Linked DNA regions of Mus musculus: regions 1 and 3 are each linked to region 2. A link is a loop called in an ENCODE intact Hi-C map of the cell type or tissue named here. Cell type or tissue: left cerebral cortex. All regions are shown on one strand.

Region 1 (8,000 bases), 170 kb after region 2:
GCCATATACACCCATGGGCTTCTTAGGAAAGCAAACCAATGGGCATGTAAGTCAGTTTGAGTCGTCACTTCCAGTGCAAAAATGCAGGTTCACCGACTGTCCTGGATGTGGTAGGATCCCTTGCACTTGGAGCAGGCTCCAGAGCTGTATCAGACACTTGTCCTGTTGCTGTGGCAAAATGCCTGAAGAGGGCAACTTGAGAGAGGAAGAAAGAGTTTCTTTTGGCTCACAGTTTGAGGCTAGCATCCAACATGGCAAGGAAGGCTCAGCGGCAGGAGGATAAGATGGCTGTTCACATTGTATCCTCAGTCAGGAAGCAGAGAGGGATGAAGCTGGTGATAATCTCCCCTTCTTTTTAATGCAGGACCCTGCCCCATGGAATGGTGCCGCCCACTGTTAGGGTGCTGCCCACTGTTAGGGTAGGCCTTCCCAATCTCAGTTAACCCAATATAGAGAGGAGTTTCTACTCGTCGTAGGCACGCCCAGAGGTTTGTCTCCTAGGTGATCCTAGACCCTGTTAAGTTAACAATCAGTACTGGCCATCACAAAAGGCTGTGTCACTCCCCACCCTCCAGTGCCCATACTGACCCCTGCTCCACCAGCTCCATTTCCCTCTTGGTTGATGGAGGGCTTAGCAAAGGGGAGGCACCAATGTGATCTTGGATGATAGGGATGAGAGAGATTGACTAATTTTCCCCTGTCCTCCCTGCTTGGGCCCAGGGATTTACATTCCATTTCTACTACAGTTAAGATTGGCCACTCCCTCCTCCTTGGATCCATGCCTCAGCCACTCTGAAAATTTTGTGGATTTTCTCTCTCTCTTTCCCTCCAGCTATATTCTTTCTCCCACCAGTCTCCATGAGAAGGCAACTCTGGGTTCTGTAGCCAATGCCTACATTCAGTCTCCTTACTTCAATCCCGCTCAAGTGGACTCTAGAGTTAGATTTTCCCACGTAATGGCCCTGCTATAAAAACTATTTTAGGGGCTGGTGAGATGGCTCAGGGGTTAAGAGCACCGACTGCTCTTCCAAAGGTCCTGAGTTCAAATCCCAGCAACCATATGGTGGCTCACAACCATCCGTAACGAAATTGGATGCCTCTTCTGGAGTGTCTAAGACAGCTACAGTATACTTACATATAATAAATAAATAAATTAAAAAAAAAAGAATTGATGAACCCTCCCCCAATAAAAGATGATTCCTACAAAAATAAATAAATAAATAAAGCAAAATTTAAAAAAAAAAAAAACTATTTTAAGGTTTTGTGACTTCCAGGGGACTTCTAATGACTTGTGCTGCAGGATCAGGTGGAGTTAATCTGTAATGGTGAATATCAGACTAGTGTAGCACTAATTGGAACTTTTTATTCTCAAATCCTCTGTTAGGCCTAATCTGTTGTTTGCCTGTCAGTTCAGTGTGTGTAGGGTTTTGGGGTTTTTTTGTTTGTTTGTTTGTTTTTTGGTTTTTTTTTTTTTGTCTTTTCATTTTTTACAACAATATGTGAAACTCTGACAGCATGGTTAATAGCTCCCAGGAGCATCTTTAACATTTTGTAGCTTTTTTTGAAACACACACACACACACACACACACACTTATTTCTTTTCCCTACAGAGTACTAAAAGGCTAGAGCTTTACATACAATAGAATTGCCCCCAAAGTAGACTATCATGACTTTGAAGCAACCCCACAGCTTCTGTAGGAGTTTTTTTATTTAGATGGTTCTGGCTAAACTATTTTGCATTCTGTGTGTGTTTAGCAATGTGGGAGATCTCACATATGCTGCACAGGTGTTCGCCACTGAACTACATCCCCAGCCCTAAGGTCCTTGTAAGGGGTTACAGGTTGCCTTCTGACTGGGCCTGACATTATCCCAAGGCTCTGCTGGAGGAGATCCTGCCCCAAGCTTACACACCCCACCCCCATCATGAGCAGCAGATCTGTGTTTCCCTTCCACTCGCCATTGGGGAATGGCCTCACTATGGGTTCTTCGGTGTCTTGGTTTCTTCTCCTGTTCTATGACACAGTGCCTGCCTTAGTTAGGGTTTTATTGCTGTAAAGGGACATCATGACCACACAACCCTTGTAAAGGAAAGCATTTAATTGGGTCTGGCTTACAGGTTTAGAGGTTTGGTCCATTATCATCATGACGAGAAACACGATGGCACGCAGCTGGACATGGTGTTGGATAAGAAGCAGAGAGTTCTATGTCCAGATCCGCAGGCATTAGGAAGAGAGAGACACTGGGTCTAGCTTGAACATTTGAAACCTCAAAGCCCACCAGTGACACACTTCTTCCAATAAGGCCACATCTATTTCAACAAGGCCACACCTCCTTATAGCTCCACCCCCTATGAACCTGTGAAGGTTGGGTAGTGGGGTGGGGGCATTTTCACTCAGACCACCACTGTGCCTCAACAAAAGTAATTCAAGAAAGAATTTATTTGGCTCACAATTCCATTTTGTGGTCCATATGTCACTGTGACCTAGGTTAGCCTGGAACTCACATGGCTCCAGCCTCTACTTCCCCAACGCTGGGATTAAAACCAGGAGCAATCATACCAGGTTCTAGATTGGCTTTGATTTTGATAGGTTGAACTGTTCCTATTCCATGATTAAATCCCATTTGGTTGTGATGCTGTGGGATGCAGAGTGCTACCGTTTTGTTGGGAAATTTGGCATGATTCTTCATCCACAGTATTGGGTGTGGTCTTCTGCTAAGGTCTTAGGGTAATGCTAACGCGGTAGAATGATCTAAAGTTTCCCCTAATTTTCAGAAGACTGCTCATTCTTTAACTGCACATTGGGGTTCTTTAGTGAAGCCACCTGGTCTTGATCACTTCTTTCTCATTATTGGTCTCTTATGTTCTTATTGATTGGAGATTTAGCGTTAATACAGTGCATGGTTCCAGGGATTGGCCAGTTTCTCTAGTTATCTATTTTGTTGCTGTGTCATTGTGGATAGCATTAAATGCTTCTTCATTTCGGTGGCATTTATGGTAGAGTGACACAAACAATGGAAGGCAGGAGTTCTTTGGCTCTCAGTTTCAGGGCTCTCAGTCTGTGGTCCTTCATCCCCTGGCTCTGGTCTATGTCAGACAGCATGCATAGCAGGAGGAGCATGGTGGAAGGGCCACTCACAGGAAGCAGAAAAAGAGGAGGTACACTCGCGTTCTAGAACCTACATGTGTTCTAAATGAGTGTTTCTGCAGGTGACATGTTTTGACTTTCTCCTTTCCTTTTGTTTACATTTTATAGATATTTTCTTTTTGTTCTTATTATTGCATAAAACAAACTAATAGCACTCAGCCTTCCGTTGACAACAGCGTAGCTTCAGCTGCATTTTAGACTACACTCGTATAACTCTATCTTCTTCCCATGTTACTGATGTCTCAAATTACATCTTGAATTATGTATACATAATACAAACATATACATAATACATACACTGTACACTTATTACCATAGCATTCTCTTTTGTCCTTAGTAACCTATATACAATAATCACCTTTCCCATCCCATCTCTCTTGCAGTGCTAGAGATGGAGCCAGGGCCTTCTCTGTGCGAGGCAGGTGATTCCCACAGTGTTACGGTCTCTGCTCCCTCCCTGAGAAGCTGGGGCTAGTGGTGTGCACCATCACACACACCTTGCTTACTGGGCTGTTTCCTCCTCCTCTTCTGTTTTGGGTTTTCAAGACTGAGTTTCTCTGTTTAGCCCTGGCTGTTCTGAAACGCACGCTGTAGACCAGGCTGACCTTAAATTCACAGAGATCCACCTGCCTCTGCCTCCTGAATGCTGGGATTAGAGATCCCACCCTCCAGCCCTTCATTTTTTCTTTGTGCTCCAGTAACCTGACCACTTTGGATGGTCTGTCCTTCCATTTTCCCAGTATTTCTGGAGTAACTATACAACTTCCCTTTTGATAGTTTACATCTCTTGGTTGTTACTTTCATTTTACTTATGTATAATTTAAATTTTTCATTCATTTGATTTTTTTTTTCTCTTTTGGCTCTTTTGTTTTTGTTAGTTTGTTTGTTAGACAGTGTATTGCCATGAAACTCAGGCAGGTCTTGAATTCATCACAAAGCCCAGGCTGGTCTTGAACTTGAAGTCTACCTGACTCGCCATCAGAGAACTTGGATCACAATATTTTAGTTCATTATACATCTTTATGACACGATGTTTTACTTTTTTGTTTTTTCGAGACAGGGTTTCTCTGTGTAGCCCTGGCTGTCCTGGAACTCACTCTGTAGACCAGGCTGGCTTCGAACTCAGAAATCTGCCTGCCTCTGCCTCCCAAGTGGTGGGATTAAAGGTGTGCGCCACACGCGCTCGGCAATGTTTTACTTTTTTTATCGGGCAATTCATAAATATTTTTGTGGAATCGGTTTCTAGAGAAAATTTAAAAACTCTTTTGATTTAGCTGTATTTTCCTATAACTATGCATGTCTTATACATTTTCGGCCTGTATTTGGACATTTGGAAAGCAGCGGTGTGTTCCAGTCTTTAGTTTGATGTACCAGAAGACTTTCAGTGAGCTGTGAAGGTGCAAGGATTTCTCAAAGCTTTTCTGTTCTTTTGCTCCCTCTGGTGTTGGTCTGGAGAACTGCAGCTCTGATCTGAGACTCACCTTTGTTTTCAGTGGCTAGGTTCTGGCGGGTCTTGCAATGCACAAGGCACTTGGAGGCGGATGTGACCTCAACCAGGCTCTTGGACAGCCTCCAGATAAACTAGGACACCGAGTGCATGGGCTGCCTTCTTGTTTCCATGTTGCAGAGCCTTTATGGGAAGAATCCTTCCCAATTGCTTAGCACTGCACCACATAGAGGGGCAGATGTACCAGCAGGATGTGACTAACTGCCAAGCTACCACCTCTTTGGTGGAAGAATCCCTTCTCGGTTTTATGGTGACTGGGGCAGAATGGGTGTAGCTTCTCAGCCTGCCTCTAGTGTCCTCACTGGGGTTTTATTCAGTGTTTCTATGAGGAAAGGAAGACATGCAGTGTACCAACATATCAATCACTTGCTGACACCACTGTACTTCCTAAAGTCAGTCCCTTCAGAGTTGAAGGCCTGACAGGTACAATGTGACATGAGACTGGAGCTGGCAAGCCCAGGCAGAGATGATGCCTGTCAGACTCCATGAGAGAGACTCTGCCTCACAGCAAACTGTGATTACAAATGTTTGGATCACATGGATCATTTTTGATGTCCTGAGATGACAGTGGGGTGTAGTCTCCTAATCCCGGTACTCTGGAAGGACAGATTTTATTTGCCTTCTCTTAAATCCAGTATCTCTTGACATCTGCCAACGCACATCTGGACTCCCACAGACTCTGCCACGGCCGCTACGCCGTGGCCTGCCAAGTCCATTATCCATTATTTATCTCCTTTGCCTATATTCAGCTGCAACCCAGCCCTGTTTAGACTGCTGAGGTTTTGTCTGTAAAGTCAGCACTGCAGAGCGTACCTGAGAGGGAGAAGTTTGGGTTTGAGGATGGGAAGGACAGAGACAAGGAACCGGGATGAATACACATGAACCAGACTCTTGGGAATGTAAAATAGTTGACTTGGTTCTGTCACTCTGTCTCTGGCCACACATTTTCATACCTCATGGTCTGAAGTAGAATTTATTCATTGCTATCTTCTTCCTGCCCCTCTTTCCTTATCCTCTCCTTCCTATCTTCCTTTGCTTCCTATTTTCCAGTAAGTAATTCCCACGGGAGCTGACACGTTTGTCCTATCTTCACCGAGCACTGATAGTGTTGCCAGGTAAAGGTCTTGCTCTGTTTTGAACTGGTTGTTACTTAAAGTATAGTGTTATTCAGCCCAGCTTAGTGTGGAGAAGAGAAGGCCCAGAGCAGAGTTTGGACTCTGAATTGGTGGTTCTCAGCCTTCCTGAAGCTGCGACCCTTTACTCCTGTCCCTCATGTTGTGCTGACCTCCAACCATAAAACCATTTTCACTGCTGCTTCATAAGTGCAGTTTTGCTACGAATTATCTGTGCTTTCCAATGATCTTAGGCGATGACCCCTGTGAAAGGGCCATTCAAGACTCCAAGGAAGTCACCACCCACAGGTTGAGAACCTCTGCTCTGAATGAATATGTTAAGTCCTCAGTTCCAAGTTGTTGTGAGAACTGAGGCTTACAAGACAGGGGTAGTCTCCTGCTAGTGTGGAGACCCATTGAGTGGGTCATGTGCTTAGGATAGATTAAAATGTCTTCATCTTCCCTAAGATGAAGGTCCAGTTATTGTATTGTTTCTAAGAGCCAAAAGAAAGGACAAATAAGATATTGCCTGAAGCACTGAAGCCCCTGTGAAAATCACCTCGCTTCTCAGCGACTCACTAGATTGTTCAGGGGGAGCCAAGATTCAGCCCATCCCCTGCAGCTCCAGGGCTGAAAACAAGCTTGTCTGTCTGAGTGTGGCCCGACCCCAGCCTACAGCTGCTCGTATTTATTTATTTACCTTCTCTCTCCACCTGCTACGGATGTTGAGCGTAAACAAGAAATTTGTTAGATGTTAAAATTTTCCAAAATTAAATATCCTAATGACAAATGCTGCATAAGCATATAAAATTGTGTGTACGGATGGTATATGTGTGGGGTGGGGGTGGGGGTGCACTGCACAAGCGCATTTGTGGAGGCCAGAAGTGTCAGGTGTCCTTTTCAAGCACCCTCCATTCTGCTTGCTGAGGAAGGGCCTCTCACTGAATCGGGGCTCAATGATTCTCCTAGTTTGGCCAGGATCCTGTCTCCATATCCTGGATGGCTGGGATTCCAGGTGGGTCACCCAAACAAACATCTACACGCATCTACTGCCTGAGATGGGGCACTAAGACATACCAAGGGAGGGTTCCCTACAAGGCAAGCTTAGGGAACCGGTGAGTTTATTGCGATTACTCACAGGAAGCATAGCTGACTCCGGCAGCTGCATTACTGAAAAAACCTGCCCCAGTATGGGTGATGACTCAGGAAACCTGCAGCTCTGGCGCTCCTTCCCCAAATTGCAGGCAGCGCAGCCAGTCAGAAAGTCTACTGCAGGCAGCTCAGCTGGGAGGAGAGTCTCTTTTCTCAGCAACTGTTCACTGCTTGCTTATATAACCTATCTGAGGGATGGAAAGGAGAGATGGACAGAGGGACCGAGGGGGCAGGAAAGTGGGGGTGCTAAGTCAAACCATCCTCCAGACAACAGATTTATTAACACTGCAGCTAGTGGTACAGAAGTAGTCATTTTCACTCCTAGCACACAAAACAAGGGTCTAATCTTAAAGGCTTTTGAGGGCAGGGAAAGCCCTGCATCCCAGCATCGCAAGAAAGCTGACTTAGTTAATCTGTGATCTATGCTTTGTGCCTGTCTGACAAGGGTCACACCCTCTGTGTTGGGGAGTGGGCCTTGGTTAATGTGTAACCCCTGGTAGCAAGGGGATGGATGTGTTCCCACTCTGCTTAGGGCCTAGGTACTTAGAAAAATGAAGTTCTCAAAACCTTAAGAGAAGGGGCTAGTGAATTTTCTAAGTTTTAGTTTTCTGAGACTGATAAGTTTCATACACTTCCTGAGTCTTGTGAAGGGATTGTTTCAACTAGGATAAAATGGCTACACAGCACCTCAAGACTCCACCTCTTAATACTATCCTGTTGTTGATTAAATTCGACAGAAGACTTTGGAAGGCATCTTAAGACGACAGCATTGTGTGACCTTCCAAACCCTTTTCACAAACAGAATGCATTCGGTCCATCCCAAAAGCCACCAACCTGCAACTCACTCAGCACCAGCTCAGAAATCCAAAGCCTAGAGTCTCATCTAAATTGGCTCTAGGAAACCCCAAGGTGGGATTCATTCTGAGCCAGACTACACTCCAGCTCTGAACATGTGAAAACAAACAAGTTATCTACTCCCTAAATGTGACAGTGTGACAGGACAGGGTAAACCCTTCCAATCCAAGAGGGAGAAAAAAGGAAGACAGACTAATGGATCCCAAGCAGGTCCCAAACCGAACAAG
Region 2 (8,000 bases):
AGTAAACTGTCCCCTTTAAGTGACATTTTTCTTGTTCCATCCTGGCTTGGAAGATTTGGGCCTTGAAACCTGAAGGCAAATAAAACACATACTCTGGTCTGCCTCCTAAGAGTGGGTACAGGGTGTTAGGGGCAGGTACGATCACTAGTCAGGGAGCATGAGGTGGGTCAGATCTGACAGGTGGCCCAGCTTGTCCCCACACTGGCAGAATTTAGTTGCTGAGGACCCTAAGGTGGGAGGGGAGGGCTGGGTCCGGGGTGTGCTGTCCTGTAGGTTTGGGGGGCAGGGAAGGGTGGGTTCTGGGATTAAGGCTGGTCGGAAGGTGTGACACCACAGTTGGCTTCTAGTCTGGCTGGGTTTGGGTTAAAAGGCTGCAGAGCAATTCAGTCCCTCCCATTCGTGTGACGTTCTGAAAGGGGCCTCTGGAGTACACGGTGATTTTCACAGAGCTCAGCTATGGCAGGTCAAGCTGCTTTTGTCGAAACCCTAGGACGGGTCAGAGGTTGCTGAGTTCCCGTTCTGATCCTGTTCATACCACTCCTTTTCCTGAACTGCTCTGTGTCTTAGTCAGGGTTTGACTGCTGTGAACAGATGCCATGACCAAGGCAAGTCTTATAAGGACAACATTTAATTGGGGCTGGCTTACAGGTTCAGAGGCTCAGTCCATTATCATCATGGTAGGAAGCATGGCAGCATCAGGCAGGCATGGTGCAGGCAGAGCTGAGAGTTCTACATCTTCATCTGAAGGCTGCCAGGACAAGACTCACATCCAGGCATCTAGGACAAGGGTATTAAAAAGCCCACGACCATAGTGACACACCCACTCCAACAAGGCCACACCTGTTGGCATCAGGACCTCCCAAACCTATGACATCACATAGGCGACAGCGTGACCTGCAGACCTGTTGCCAACAGGCACCGTAGTCCCAGAATCCACTTGGCTCACCTACTACCTTTACCTGTGTTACATCATTTTCCATATAAATAAGGGGAACGCCCCTCCCCCCTCTCTTTCCCCCTTCTCTTTCTTTTCTGCCACCACTTTCCCCCACCCCCACCCCTCCCAATAAACCTCTCACATGTGAAACGGTTTGGGCCCAGTGTGCTGTGTAGAGACATGAGCAGCTATTTTAACACATCAACACCCACTCCAACAAGGCCACACCTCCAAATAGTGCCACTCCCTGGGCCAATCATATACAAACCATCACACTCTGTGTCCCACTTTTAATTGGAGTTAATAAAAGTACTTCCTACATAGAGTTTTGGTGATCAGAAAAGTATGTGACATGTTTGGTACCGGCCTGACACACCGACTGGGTGCCCTCCAGAAGGTGAATTTTTCTATCATTCCTCACCAACTCCAGCAATTTTTTTTTCACCAAGACAAAGGCAGTAGGTAATAGCAGATAAAGTAGGTGATATTTGATAAAGCTCAGCTTAAGACAGAATGAGCACTCTCAAAGGGTGCTCACTTGCAAACTTGTTTTTGCTGCTGTAACCAAACACTATAAGCTGAGTAATTTGTAAAGAATGAAGGCCGAGTCAGCTCGAGCTTCTGAAGACTGAGCAACTCATGGTAAGTGAGCCACATTGGTGACTTTCTGACTTGTGGAGACTGTGCAGTGTCCCAAGGACATCACATGGGGAAGACAGTCAATGTGTCAGAGAGGGCGGGCTGGTCTTTACAGCAAAGCCTCTCCCTTGGTGGCCCATCGATGTCTGAGTGAACTAACCTACCCTTCGTCTCCAAATGCCAGCTAGCGTGTCACTCAGAGGGGTAAGTCTTAACATCTGAATCGGTGGGAGTGGGGGTGGAATTAAAACTACTGCACATTCTACGTGGGAAAAGCATGAGTCAGGGTGGGTTCCCCATGGCCCCACGTATGCTTCTAAAGCATATAAACAAGACCTAGAAAAGCAGGTCAATTCCAGCAACTGGGTCCCAGAGCCCAAGCTTCTGAGTAGCACCTATTTATGAAGGGGTTTTCTGAACTGAAGACACTGCTAGAATGCTGGTTGTTATTAGACTAGTGGGGGCTGAGAGGAGAGTGGCTTTGTCTTTTCAGACTAACTGAGGGGATGTAACTGCTGCCTGGTCCTCAGTAAGCTGGAGTTCACTGTGCTACCCTGGGTAATACACTAGGAGAGAGGACATTACACAAGTGGAAGCTATGGGCCTGACCTGGACATCAACAAAATGCAAAGGCAGAAGGAACAAGGGTCTTCAGGTCCGTACCTCTCCACCCTTAGTGAAACATAAGCCACAGGATCTATCCAGATGTCCAGGTGACAGAAAGCATCCTGAGAGGCCAGCCAGTGTTAGGAGATTCATGTCTGGGTAGTTTAAATAAGAACGGTCCCCGTAGACTCATATATTTGAATACTTGGTCTTCAGTTGGTGAAACTGTTTGGGAAGGACTAGGATGTGTGCCCTTTTGGAGCAGGTGTGTCACTGGGGTTGATGCTTTGAGGCTTAAAAGCCCAGGCCATTCCCAGATGGCATTCTCTCTCTCTCTCTCTCTCTCTCTCTCTCTCTCTCTCTCTGCCACATGCTGTGGATGTAAACTCTCAGCGACTGCTCCAGTGCCATGCCTGCCAGCAGCCATACCCCTTGCCACGATGGTCATGGACTCTGACCCTCTGAAACTGTGAGCCACACATAAATGCTTTCTTTTAGAAGTTGCCTTGGTCCTGGTGTCTTATCAGAGCAATAGAAAAGTAACTAAGATGAGTTTTAAGTCTTTCTGCCGAGAGAGGCAGAGACATTTAAAATCACTTCATTAGGGAGAAGGATGGAAAAGCACACACTAACATGCAAAGTTTTTTATTATTTGAGTCAGAAAATGTTCTAATCAGTATTGTGCCCATGGTAGCCAGTGTCTTCCCTGACTGCAGTGTTATGATTCATCAGTCCTTGCCTGAACTCCAGACCTACATAATCAACTACCTATCTGACATGCTCAGTTCTCTGGGGTCTGTATTAACGTTGCTTTGTCAAGAGGACTTTTATGGTCCCCCTGAAAGGTAATATGTTATGTTTTCCATCCCCACATTTTTGCTGCTTTTCACATACTCTCTCTAACACTTGTATGTCTCCCTTTGGAACATTGTAGGCTCTCCTCTGATGAGTTTTATGAATTGTTTGTGGTGTATGTGTGTGCGCGCGCGCATGTGACCCTTTTATTCGCTATTGTTAAAAACAAGTGCTTTTGTATCCACTGTATTCATGTGTATAAATATCTGGTAAGTGAATGAATGAGTACCATAAAAAATGAGAGACCTGGACCCAGCATGACAGGCAGTCGCCACCAAGCCAGAGGACTTGCACTGGGTCCCTGGAACCCACACAGTGGAGAGAGCTGACTCTTGCAGGATGTCCCCTGACCTCCACATGGGTGCCAGCACACATATAATAAATAGAAACAAAACTGGGAAGACTCGGCTAATTCCATGACAGGCTTCAAATCGGCAGTTCAGGAGAAGAGGCTTAAATCTCTGTTTCCAAGAACTGGGCAAGTCCAGGCAAGTCCAGGCCTCAGAAGTTGCTCTAAAGGTCCCTCCAGGCATACCCGAGTTAAGCTGAAAATCTGGGAGCAGTTGCCATAAAGGTGAAGTTTTGGTTCAAGCTCCGACAGTGTTTATTGCCTGTCTAGAACTTGATTTCTAACAAACCGAAAGGGTGCCACCTAGTGACTGCCAAGGTTACTGGTAGAACTTCAAATTGTAAAACCAGAAAACAAAAACCCCAGAGAGGTGCCATATCCTGTAACGCCACACGGCGGCGCTGTTGTCCACTGCTGTGGCTATCATGGTCTTGCTGTGCCAGGTCCGTTATGAAACAGCTGTGGCCACCCTAAAATGCGTACAGAGACAAGTGTGAGACTTGCTGATTCATCAGATTGTATTGGTTTGTTAAATAGCAAATAAAAAAAATCTTTAAAGTAATGTTGCAACCCTAAATCTCATAACCAAACAGTAAGTTGATGTTTAAAACTTGCCCTACACCCTACAAAACATCATGATTTAGAATCAAGGTAGGAAAAGCTGAAAACTCCAAGGAAGTTCTGTCAGTATCAAGTGATCAATGATACATCATGTTAAATTAGCCCACACATCTCTGCACACAACCAAGCGCGTTTGTTCCCTCTATGAGGCATGAGGTTTAGGTAAAGGGCTGGAATGGAGAGATGGCTCAGCGGTTAAGAGCACTGAGTGCTCTTCCAGAGGTCGTGAGTTCAAATCCCAGCAACCACATGGTGGCTCACAACCATCTGTAATAGGATCCGGTGCCCTCTTCTGGTGTGTCTGAAGACAGCTACAGGCTACTCAATTACATACATGTAATAAATGAATAAAATTTTAAAAGAAAAGTTCCAGGGCCATTTGTTCTCCTGTGAGACTGACTGATCAGTTAAAAAAAAACAAATAAAAAGATTGTGAAGACGTACATGACACCCAGTGAGCCTGCAGTCAGTAGTGGCTTTTGCCCACGATTTTATATTACTGCCATAGTGTTATTTATTGCTGATTTAATATTATTAGTGTCATTCTTAACTGGGCTGTTTTTCTTTCTCCACCTCTTCTCGAGCTGACAATGCTTTCTTTCAGTATATACAGACAACACTAAAAGTGATTTTGTGGCGCTTTATTCTACGTATACAAGTGTTACATGGTTATTTTAGCTATATGGAAAATTTGTAAAATTTTAAAAGTTAATTCAGAAATCTAAGGTTTTGTTACTACACATGTGGTCTTACACAGTATTTCTTCACTAGTCTTTAGTGATCATATTGTGCACATTGCCATGTCTTTTAAGTGGTTTATAATAATTAATAATATATTATTCCTTTTGGTGATAGTCTCTCTTTTCAAAGAGGGAAGGAAGGAAGGAAGGAAGGAAGGAAGGAAGGAAGGAAGGAAGGCAAGCAAACATTTATTTATTTGGGTTTCTATGTGCAACCCTTCCTGTCCTAGAACTTCTATGTAGACCTGGCTGGCCTTAAGCTCAGAGATCCAGCTGCCTCTGCCTTGTGAGTGAAGAGGTTAAAGGCGTGTGCCACTATGCCCAACATCTTTAAATTTTATTAGTGTTTAAGATTATGTAAGGGATATGATATATACAAGAGTGCAGTGCCTGCCATGTCCAGAAGAGGGCGTAAGAGCCGGAGTTACAGGCAGTCGCGAGTCTATGAGTCTTCCGGTGTAGGTTCTGGGACCCCGACTGGTTTTCTTTAACAGCAGATTAGCAGCCGCCTTAACCTCTGAGCTCCCTCGTCAGCCCCCATCTCTTTTAAATATTCAATTGACAAAAACGTCTATACTTAGGATGAGCAACATACGCTGCGCTTTGTAGAATTTGAGGACGGGGTAAATCGGATTAGCACATGTGTATTCTGCCACACACACACTTGCCACTGGTGAGAACATAACACAGTCAGCCATTTCAAGTATACAGTGTATTGTTATTAAGTAATATTCACCCGGCTTTATAGTAGATTGCCCGCTCTTTTGTGACAGAAACCGGACGTGCTCTGACCAGCCTCTCCCTGACTCTCCATGCTGTTTCACGAACGGAACTGAGTCCACATGGAATGAGATCATGGAGGTCTGTGTGTTTCAGAGTCCAACTTGCTTTTCTACTTAGAAAAGCTGCACATTTCAACGTAGAAACTACTAAATAAGGCAGGCCGAGGAAAACGGTCGCTTCCAACCCCCTTCTCTAGATGTCATTCGCAATCAGAAGGCAGCTGCAGTTCACTATCATTTTTTTTTTAAATTTTGTGATTATTTCTCCAGGCATTACATCTTCATTCTGATTAATTATGGGGTGTCTTCTGCACTGGGTCCTCCCTCCATTGGATTGAATCTATTTAACTGAAGGGCCTACATGAAGTTCTACCAAACCAAGTATTTCATTTCATAGAGAGCTATCCCAGGGGCTGGCTCCGTCATGAATCTGGACAGAGCATGCATTCGGTTTGATGACCACTCCCTGATAAAGGCTCTGATCGTTGGTAAGAAGGGGTTCTGGGCGGGAGAAGCGGCAAGTGAGCCCACTCTTGCAATCAGTTCCCTTTCTTTTCTTTTTTTTCTTTAAAGATTTATTTATTTTATGTATGCCCCTACACTGTTGCTGTCTTCAGACACAACAGAAGAGGGCATCAGATCCCATTACAGAGGGTTGTGAACCAGCACATGGATCCTGGGAATTGAACTCAGGATCTCTGGAAGAACAGTCAGTGCTTTTAACCACTTAGCCAATCTTTCCCTTTCCTAGACAAAGGTTTTTGGGGAAGAGAAAGGAGAAGAAAAGAAGGGAGATTTGTTACCAGTTGGAGATTCAAAGAGCATTAATTCTCAGCAGACAAAACAGAACACACTATCAACCTCAATGAGATCTCTGAGCACTGTCCCGAGACCCCTGCTTTGTCTACAGGAGCTGTTCTCAACCCTTTAGAGGGTCAGCCCTTTCACAGGAGTCACCTAAGACCATAGGAAAACACAAATACTTACATTATGATTCACAACGGTAGCAAAATTGCAGTTAAAAGTAGCAACAAAAACAATTAATTTTATGGTTGGGGTCAGCACAGCATGAGGAACTATTAAGGTTGCAGCATTAGGAAGGTTGAAAGCCGCTAATACAGAAATCCTATTTTATACACCTGCCAGTGAACAAAAGTGGGGGAGGTGCCTCACAGGACTCATTCCTGTTCAGCCAAGAGTCTGAGCCTGGGCCTGCATGACCCCAAACTTCTGTCCCATAACCCTGCTGTACTCTCTCTCAAAACATGTGCTTTAAGTCACACTCAGGACAAGTCATTTCTGAATTCAGAGCTAGGAACTCCTTCCCTCACGTGAGGGCACAGGGGGAGTGTTGTGGGCTGTGTAATGGATGGTCAATGTCGGCTTGAGGGATTTAAGCATCAAGATGCTCATTCAAAAACATTCTCCCAGCTGGGCGTGGTGGCACACGCCTTTAATCCCAGCACTTGGGAGGCAGAGGCAGGTGGATTTCTGAGTTCGAGGCCAGCCTGGTCTACAGAGTGAGTTCCAGGACAGCCAGGACTGCACAGAGAAACCTGGTCTCGGAAAAAACAACCAACCAAACAAACAAACAAACAAATAAATAAACAAAAAAAACGTTCTCCCAGCACACAGTGCTGGTGGGAATGTAAATTGGCCCAGCCCCCTATGGTAATCAGCATGGAAGCTTCTCACAGAACGGAGAGCAGAGCTGCTAATGCAAGCAGCTTGTACATCCTGTCTGTTGTAGCATTATTCGTCACAGTCAATTACCAATCAATTGTCATGTCCACCAAAAGGGGGACAGATAAACAAAGTGTGGGATATGCACACAGCAGAGTCCAATTTAACCATACACAGAACCAGGTCATTTTCAGGGCTGGTGAGATGGCTCAGTAGGTAAAGGCATCAGCTATGCAAATTCATGAACTGAGTTCGATTCCTGGAACCTGCATGAAGGTGAACAAAGAGAGCGGACTTCATAAAATTATCCTCTGACTTCCACGTGTGACTGCGAGCACACACACACACACACACACACACAGGACTTGAAGGCAGAAGGACGATTGGGAAAGACAAGAGGGGAGGGAAGAGTAAAGAGAGGGTGGGGTGACAGATATGGTCAAAGGTACATGGTATCCTTGAAAACAGAAGCCAAAGCCCACGAAGCCCATCACTATGTACAATGGGTATTTGCCAATTAAAGTAAGATGTCCCCAAAAAGACCTAGGGGGAAGGTGACAGTCACTTAGTAAACTGAATTTTAGGATCAATGGTGATAATTAGGTGCTGGATTCTGCACTAAGTATAAACCATACATCCTGTCCCTTAGTCTAGGAGGCCGGAGAAATCGTATTATTCTTTTCACAGGAGGGATCTAGGATACAGGGATTTAACTTGCCAATAAGCATCAATTAGAATTCGAATGCAATCCCTTGTTCCCTTATTGGCCTTCCTCTAACCTCCCCCCT
Region 3 (8,000 bases), 52 kb after region 2:
GTTGTACCACACACTAGTGAGGCTAATGCCAATTAGGCCTTGTTTGATGTATTAATTCACCTGGTATCACAAGGAGGCCAATTGATGGGGACACTTACCAAAAGAACTGTATTTCTGCTTCAAGGAGTAGTCGAGGCAGCCCAAGCTGGCAGGATGGCTTTGCCCATGAGACTCAGGTTCTTCAAGGTCCCTCCCTGTCCTTGTCCCAGTGCTTTAACGTGAGCTGCGGTGAGTTCTGCATTACAGTCTGCAGGAAAGGAGACCAGGCCTCTTCAAGCCCACACGCTGGCCTTGGCTTTGGAGACAGTCTGCACGTTTACACAGCTCCTCTGTCCACTTGCTTATTGTCCACTTGGCCCTGAAGAGACACCAAATGTGACTTTAGCTACTGTGTGTCCAACTAAAATTCTCTCGGAGAAAGTGATTGGAAGAGATACCCCTGCCGCACCCCTCAGTCACAGCCATTGGGAGCTCTTGGTTCCTTTACCTCTCCTCAGAGGATGGCATGTTTACTGTCCTGTCTCGCTTCTCTCAGGTTCTGTTCTTTGCTTCTGCGGTGATAGGATGTGTCCAGACCTTACCAGCTTCCATGCCTGTTCTTAGTAGGAAGGGATGTGAACACCTAATTTAGGGCACTGCAGGGGCTTTTCTTCAGTGGGGGAATAGACAAAACTCTTTCAACTTTTACCCTGTTACTGAATACCCTATTACAAGTGTAAGGTTAGTGTTTTGTTTTAAAATCACAGCTATTAAAAACTATTTGTAGGAGCTGTAGTGAGAGGCAGCTGATGAAATCTCTCAGTTCCCTAACAGGGAGAGCTTATTGTTAGAGTCTACCAGTGTCTTAGTGAGGGTCACTATTGCTGATGACATACCATGACCAAAGCAACTTGGGGAGGAAAGGGTTTATTTGGCTTAAATTCCCACATCACTGTTCATCACTGAAGGAAGTCAGGACAGGAACTCAAACAGGGCAGGAACCTGGAGGCAGGAGCTGATGCAGAGGACATGGGGGGGGGGGTGCTGCTTCCTGGCCTGGCTTGCTCAGTCTGCTTTCTTAAAGAACCCAGGACCACCCACTCAAGGATGGCACTACCCACGATGGGCTGGGCCCCCCTGTCAGTCACTAATTAAGAAATGTCCTACAGCTTACTTACGGCTGGATCTCATGGAGGCATTGTGTCAGTTCAGGCTCCCTCCTCTCAAATGACTCTAGCTTGTGTCAAGTTGACACAAAACTGTCCAGCACAGTTAGTGACTCTCTAGCTTCGATTGTTCCCTGGGAGGCTGGAGAGAGACGCTCAGTGACTAAGAGTACATATTGCTTTTGTGGAGGACCCAACTTTAGTTTGCAGCATCAACACTGGGCAACTTACAACTGCCAGGAACTCTAACTGGGTCCGATGCTGCCCTGCGCCTCCCCCTGTAGTTAAACAGATTAATTATAAATCCTTTTAAATAATAAAATTGTTCCTAGGATGTAAGCCCCTTGTCCCTAGTTGGTTGGTGACTGCTTGGAAACGTACTGTGCCTGCCTGTCCCAGCATTCTTAGCTCCTTGCTGTGAGAGTTTCTTAAAGACGTGGCTTACTAACTCCTTTATATGGGGTTCACCCAGCTCCATTAAAGCATACTTTGGTTCCAGAAGATCTCTCATCTTTCCTGGAGGGAAATACCCATTCATGACTATTAGTACAACACTTCTACACTGGGAACCCACAGACAGCTTTGCTCCTGTGCTTTGGGGAGCCTCTTTTCGAAGGATTGGCTCACCACAGCTCAGACCCAGCAGGGCTTCCAGAGAGGGCAGACACCTGACTAGGGGCTTGCAGAAGGCTGGCCCTAAGCTGGTCTGTTATTCCTTTACAACACTAAGTGCCAATTATTGAACCTTTACCGTGTGCCATGCACAGGCCTCGGTCCTCCTCTTCCTCTCCTTTCTCCTCTTCCTCCTCTTCTTCTTCCTCCTCCTCAACTCTTAAGCCTCAGGTGGAGTGATCACAGATGGACCAGCAAGTCCCGTGTGGCCCAGCTTCCCTCACTGATGCTCTGAAGCTAGAGCCCTGACTCCTCCCTCTTGCAGGTGGCCTGAGACATCTTCATGGGCCTAGTGGGAAACCATTAGAGAAGGGATGCCAGGACAGAAACAGAGCACTACTTAGGGCTGAGATCATCATTGCCTAGATGGAGGACAGGGTCTGTGGGACCACTAGGTTTTGTTACCCGTATAGAAATGGGCATTGTACAGAAGGCAGTTGACTGAGGATGGGAGCGGCTCTAACCCAGGAGTCTGGCTAGGGGTGCCGAGGGCTCTTTGAGTTGCTTGGTAAAAACTTCCAAGTGTGACTGCTGTCTAGGTAGGTCACAATCAAGGTCTGGTAGAAGTACAGTTTCTCTTTATTTCCCAGCCTGTCCTGTTCCTCCTTCATCCACACTTTCCCTGCTGGGCGTGGAAGCCAAAGCCACAGCCTGCATATGCTAGGCAGATGCTTTACCACGGACCCACATCCTCAATCTAGTAGTGTAATTCTTGGCAGTGTTCAGGGATGACGGGAGCACGCTCAGTGTAGCCTATGGGAGCATCTGACTGCGCGTGCACTCACTCCCACAGTGGCCAACCACTCACGTGCCTTTTTCCTGTGAGTTTCAGGCATGAGTGCTGTAGTTACATCCTTTCCACCCCTCTCCCCCCCACACCCCTCCCCCCCAAGCCCCTCCCACTCCCTCTCAAATTTATGACCTCCTTTAAAATGATTACTGTCTTATACACACTGCCTACTGCGTTCATTAGCGTTGCTAATACGTACACGTGCTTAGGACTGACCACTGGGACTGGAGAACCGACCTGGGGACTCAGAGCTGAAGAAAACCAGTTTTCCCTCCTTCGGCAGACACTGGCTGCAGCTCTTCGTCCAGGAGTGGGGCCCAGAAGGTCCTCGTCTACTTAGGCACAGCAACTGGTGTCATTGTGCACGTCTTGTTTAGGCAACCGTCTTGTTGGGACTTCACAGGGGTGGCTTCCCAGCCGTGTCTAGAACACACTGTCTAATAGGGGTTCCTCATCCTTTGACTTAAAACGTTTCTGTCTCCTTCTTCACAGTTCCCTCTAAGTCTTAGGTGCAGGGCTGTATGGGATGCACGTGGGGCTGGACCTTCCACAGTTGCTACTCTGCATTTTGACCAGATCTCTGTAATAGTCTCCATCTGTTGCAAAAACAAGATTCTTTGATGAAAGGTGAGCGCTGCAGTCATCCGTCTCTGGACACCTATTAACCTGAGCAAGAAGCCCTGAGAATGTGAGGATTAAAAGCCATATTACTCTGATTCCCCCTCTTCAGAATCCAGCAACCACAGTGCATGGCAGTCAAGGCTCAGGAGGCCCTGGCAGGGTTACCAGCTATCAGTGTTCTCACCAGCTACCAGCTAATTTCTAGCTCCTAGAGAGATAAAACAAGTCCTAAAGCTGGCGTGCCCTCTCACGATTCATAAAGAAAGTGACGGCATCTAGATGCCTTAAGAGAGTAAAGCCAGGATGGCTGGATTACCCCCAGGGGCCATCTGTAGGCCCCCACGCCCAGTGCCCTGGCACATAGGCTGGTGCATTGTTTGCAGGCGTGCAGGGCGATTAGGAGTGTACTTGAGAGCAGGCTGCTCACTCGTCTGTGTGTGCTGGCCCTTAGGCTCTGAGCTCCAATTCCTCTTTCCCATAGTGGTCAGGAATTAACTCAAAGACCACTGGCTTTCCCACTCTGGTCTGCTTAGGGTTCTTTGTGCTCTAATACGTCTGTCGTGGCTCATTCTGTAGCCTAGTCTTGTCTTTTCTGTGTCTCTCACTAATTTCTGTGTGGAAGATCTGTCCTTTACCCTGTTTTCCAGTGTCTGGAGCTTGGGGTTTATATAGACCACCAAACCCATCCAAGTCTTCACTTCCTGTACTTGCCAAGACTTGCTCACACTTGCCTGCATCCTCGTGTGGATTCGGGATGATGGAAAGTGCTGTACTCCCTGCACATTCAAAGTATCCTGAAAGGGTCTGGGTGTGGTGATAAGGCCCTTGTAGCTGGACACTGCTGAGGGTGTTACAATAAGTTTGAGGTCTTTGTGGCAAGACCCTCTTCCTTCTGGATGATTGGAGCTTGTGTTTTCTTGGCCTAACTTATTCCTGGAAGGACAGAGTGCTGTGTGGTCGTTCCTGGTTTTGATTGCAGACCCATAGACTAATTCTTCATTAGGCTTTGTGCTTCATGTTCCCTGTCTCGGAGGACATGAAGAATTGTTTTTATGAACCTGGTAGGTAGGGACACAGAAGTTCTCAGAGCTTGTGTGCTGTTCTTCTCTGCTGACGTAGTCTGCCCTGTGGAACTTCCCCCACAGAGCTAGACAGAGGCCTCTGTGAAAGTCCCACTTGTGCCATCTAGAGTCAGACATTTATTTAACCTAGCAGACACTTAAATCTTTTGCAGGAGTGAAATCCATGTTGAGTGGTGCTCACTGATTTTTCTAAAGCCAAAAAAAAAAATGTATCTGTGACAAAAGTAGTCTAGAAATAGATTCTATTTCGGAGAGTCTCTTCTACATGTTTATCTCATTCACAGTAGCAGTCAGTCATGGTGGTGCGTGCCTGGAATCCTAGCTCTGGGGAGGCGAAGACAGGGGGATTAGGAGGTTCAGGCCAAGGCTAAGCTACAGAGTGAGGCCTTGTTTTAAAACAATAAAGGTGCTGTGGCCACTGAGTGCTTATTTTCTCTCCTAAAGACTCATTGGATTTCATGACAACTTCTGAGACTAACGGTGTTGCTCTCTACAGAGGAGGGATTAGAGGCTCAGAGCAATGTAGCGATTTGCCCATGGATTCATATGCAAGGCATGATGGGGCAGGCGTGACACCAGATGTGCCTGGCTCCAGAGCCTTGCTTTTGCCTAGTAGGCGTTGCGGCTTCCCTTTATATCAATGTGTCTATTTCACTCGTTTTTCTATAGTTTGTAGGGATTGTGGGATGTCTGGAAAAACCTTAGTAGCTACTTTGGTGAGGAAGTGTCTGTTATTTCTTACAGACTTTCTGTCCTCTTTCTCTCTCCAGCTACGGTGTACTGCTTTGGGAGCTGTTGACTGGCGAGGTGCCCTTCCGGGGCATTGATGGCTTAGCAGTGGCTTACGGTGTGGCCATGAACAAACTCGCCCTTCCTATCCCCTCTACATGTCCAGAGCCTTTTGCCAAACTCATGGAAGGTAAGTAACTCCTGGGCCGAGGAAAGCTGGTGGCTGTTAACCTTTACCCAGCACTTGGAAGACGTGAGATCAGCTGCAGGAAGAGGAGATGAGTATTAGCCACCGGGGGAAGAGTTGAGAGAGCTGTTGGTAGACAGTGGCCACACCCTGCTAAAGCAGGTTCCTTTTTGCAGTGACTATAGAAATTAGTAACTGAAACCTGCTATCTCACATTCCAGAATTGTCTTATGTATTACAAAATAAGCTACAGTGGCAGTTCTTCCCAGACCTGAGTGTCTTGTGTGTAGGACTGAAGGTTGTTTGGGGAGAAAGGGACTCTAACATCACCGAGTCGAAAACATGATTTTGTGAGAAATGCAAAGCTAGGCAAAGTGATGAAGGAAAGGGCCTACTGTGTGGTGGTAACTGGTAGGCTCACTCCTCCTGCCTCTCCCTGATGCTCTCCTCTTTGTCTTCTCCCATTGAGGTGTGGGGATGGTAGCTTGTGTTCATGTAGGAATTTGGGGCACAGTCACCCATGGTCCACTTGAACCGTACGTACATACGTCGTAAGCTGGTAGCAGTGGCAAGCATAGGAAATTTTGTTCTTATGCATGCTCAAGGGTGTACAGGGCAGTGTGTCTGACTTCTGGTTTCCCCTTTTCATGTTATCATGGTGGATGGTATGCTTTCCTGCGGGGGTTCCCTAAATTCAGGGCTCTATTTTCTAGGAGAAATTGAGGCTTTTTTTCTGATGAGGAGGGTATTCAGTACGAAATGAAGCTTCCGTTTGCCTCTGCCTACCCCACTCTTCCTCTTCTTATTTTCAATTCAGACTGCTGGAATCCCGACCCCCACTCGCGCCCATCTTTCACGAGTATCCTGGACCAGCTAACGACTATAGAGGAGTCCGGTTTCTTTGAGATGCCCAAGGACTCCTTCCACTGCCTGCAGGACGACTGGAAACATGAGATTCAGGAGATGTTTGACCAACTCAGGGCCAAAGAAAAGGTAGAGAGGAGGGGACGGCAGGCCTTGTCTTGGCAGGGATGCTTCACTGGAGCGTCTGGACTCAGGGTACCAACCACTGACACCAGTACCTTCTTGGGGTCTGCTTGATGGTCCACACCACAGGATAGGAACCTGAAACTGACATTTTCATGATTTTGTGGAAAGCGTTCTAAGCTCAGATCATCTGGCGATGCCAGCATCTCTTGGCTTGCTGGAGTCTGCTTTTGAGTTTGGTAGTCATTCCCCCAGTGGCCCTCCCTGTTTCTGTGGTATGACCCTAGCAATCAGTGTCCACACAGATGAAACCAATTATATACAGTTTTATGCCCTGCGATGTCTGGACAGAGCCAAATCTGGGGACCTGAGAGATGGACATATAGTCTTGGGGAGTTAATAGTGTGTGATAGCCAGGCATGGTGGCACATGCATGTACTCTCAGCCCTCAGAAGGCTGAGGGAGGAGGGTTGCAAGTTTGAGATCAGGGCTATAAAGTGATTTCAAGACTAGCTTGGGCTATAGTGTGAAACCCTGACTGAAAGAGTTAAATGAATGAGTAAATAGCAATATGATAATTGTTTCATTTTTTTGTTTCCACTTGAAAAGTGTAAGAAAGCCTTTTTGTCCTGTTGGTATGACAGCGGGGGGGGGGGGGGGGGGCGGCGGGGGAGAGGTTTGGGGGGGGGCAGTGTGATTGATTGTTCTTCTCTCACAGCTGAGGGCCAAGGGCGTCCACCTTCTTGGAGCTAGGAAGGGGGAAGTAGGACTGAGCCTGGGCCACTGGATTCTAAGCCCTTTTCCTCAATGCCTTTGTTGTCCCCTACACAAATGGTTTAAAAATAATTTCTGAATCTAATTAAGAGAGATTAGTCTCCTTTGGAGCACAGTGATCCTGAGCTGTTGGGAGGTCACTGACGGCCCGTAGTGACTGGGGTGGCAGAGTGGGGAGGCTGACAGTGGGTGGATCTCTGGGGGTCCCTCTGGGAGAACCATTGACCGTTGATATCATTCCATTACTGCTACTCTTCCACGGAGGACCTCCACCGTGGCTGGCTTTTGTCAAGATTGCTCAGTCACCAACTCCCGGCCACCGTTCTTTACAGTCATAATGCAATTTATAAATTACACAAGCCAGTAGGAAAAATGAAGATTGGATCTTGTCAATAAGTAGTTAGAGTCAACCCCCTTCCCCAGGTATAGTTTTGCTTTCTGTGGCTTGACTTAACCACTGTCAACCACAGTCTGAAAATATTAAATGAAACATTGAAGACGTGAACAGAGTCATGCTTTAAATGGCATGCTGTTCTAAGTATCGTGAGACTGTCTTGCTCTGTCCTTCCTAGGGACAGTCATTCTCCTCACACTGGCACATTACCCAAGCCACATAGTATTGATCTTGGGTTTCTCATCTGCTATTGTGATAAGGCAACTTTGTGTTTAGGTAACCCTTATTTTATTTAATAAATATTCCAAAGGACAAGAGTAGTAATGCTGGTGACTTTAGTGCAATATATTGTTGTTGTTATTATTATTATCATTGTACTATACATATGAATATACTATATATTAATCTCTTGTAGCGCCTAACATAGATTCAATTTTATGGTGGAGGTATTTTAGAGGAAGACACATAATACACGCAGAGTTCAGAGGAATCCATGGTTTCAAACATTCCCTGTTGGTCTTGACGTACTGTACAAGGATAAGGAGGCACTGCTGTTGTAGGAAGAGTCAGCCTCTGTAGTTGTCGTCACAGAATGGCTGTGTTACACTTTCCTCTCAGA

Evidence for each region. Peaks named below come from ENCODE experiments on the same cell type or tissue, not always from the same donor. Only the 100,000 strongest peaks of a DNase experiment are listed, where the experiment ranks them.
Region 1: a loop joins it to region 2, with 11 times the contacts of the local background. A loop is called at or near these places in 38 of 42 quality-filtered maps.
Region 3: a loop joins it to region 2, with 6 times the contacts of the local background. A loop is called at or near these places in 8 of 42 quality-filtered maps.

What each region holds. Positions count from the first base shown.
Region 1 is chr12:81,616,141-81,624,140 of GRCm38, reverse strand. No RefSeq gene overlaps it. Among named protein-coding and RNA genes, the nearest start is that of Ttc9, 11 kb to the left of the region's middle. In left cerebral cortex, a CTCF peak has its summit at 4,594 (motif pointing left); DNase peaks (open chromatin) are centred at 4,598 and 6,986; H3K27ac peaks cover 1,262 bases.
Region 2 is chr12:81,784,622-81,792,621 of GRCm38, reverse strand. Gm46366 (a long non-coding RNA gene) reads left to right here and starts at 1,532. Exons shown (of 3, transcript XR_001780649.2): 1 at 1,532-1,780. Gm30706 (a long non-coding RNA gene) reads left to right here. Exons shown (of 7, transcript XR_001780652.1): 7 at 1-192. In left cerebral cortex, CTCF peaks have their summits at 3,742 and 5,161 (motif pointing right); a DNase peak (open chromatin) is centred at 3,764.
Region 3 is chr12:81,732,299-81,740,298 of GRCm38, reverse strand. Map3k9 (mitogen-activated protein kinase kinase kinase 9) reads left to right here. Exons shown (of 11, transcript NM_001174107.1): 4 at 5,081-5,229; 5 at 6,044-6,219. Among named protein-coding and RNA genes, the nearest start is that of Map3k9, 45 kb to the left of the region's middle. In left cerebral cortex, a CTCF peak has its summit at 4,410 (motif pointing left); DNase peaks (open chromatin) are centred at 4,478 and 4,858; H3K27ac peaks cover 1,076 bases.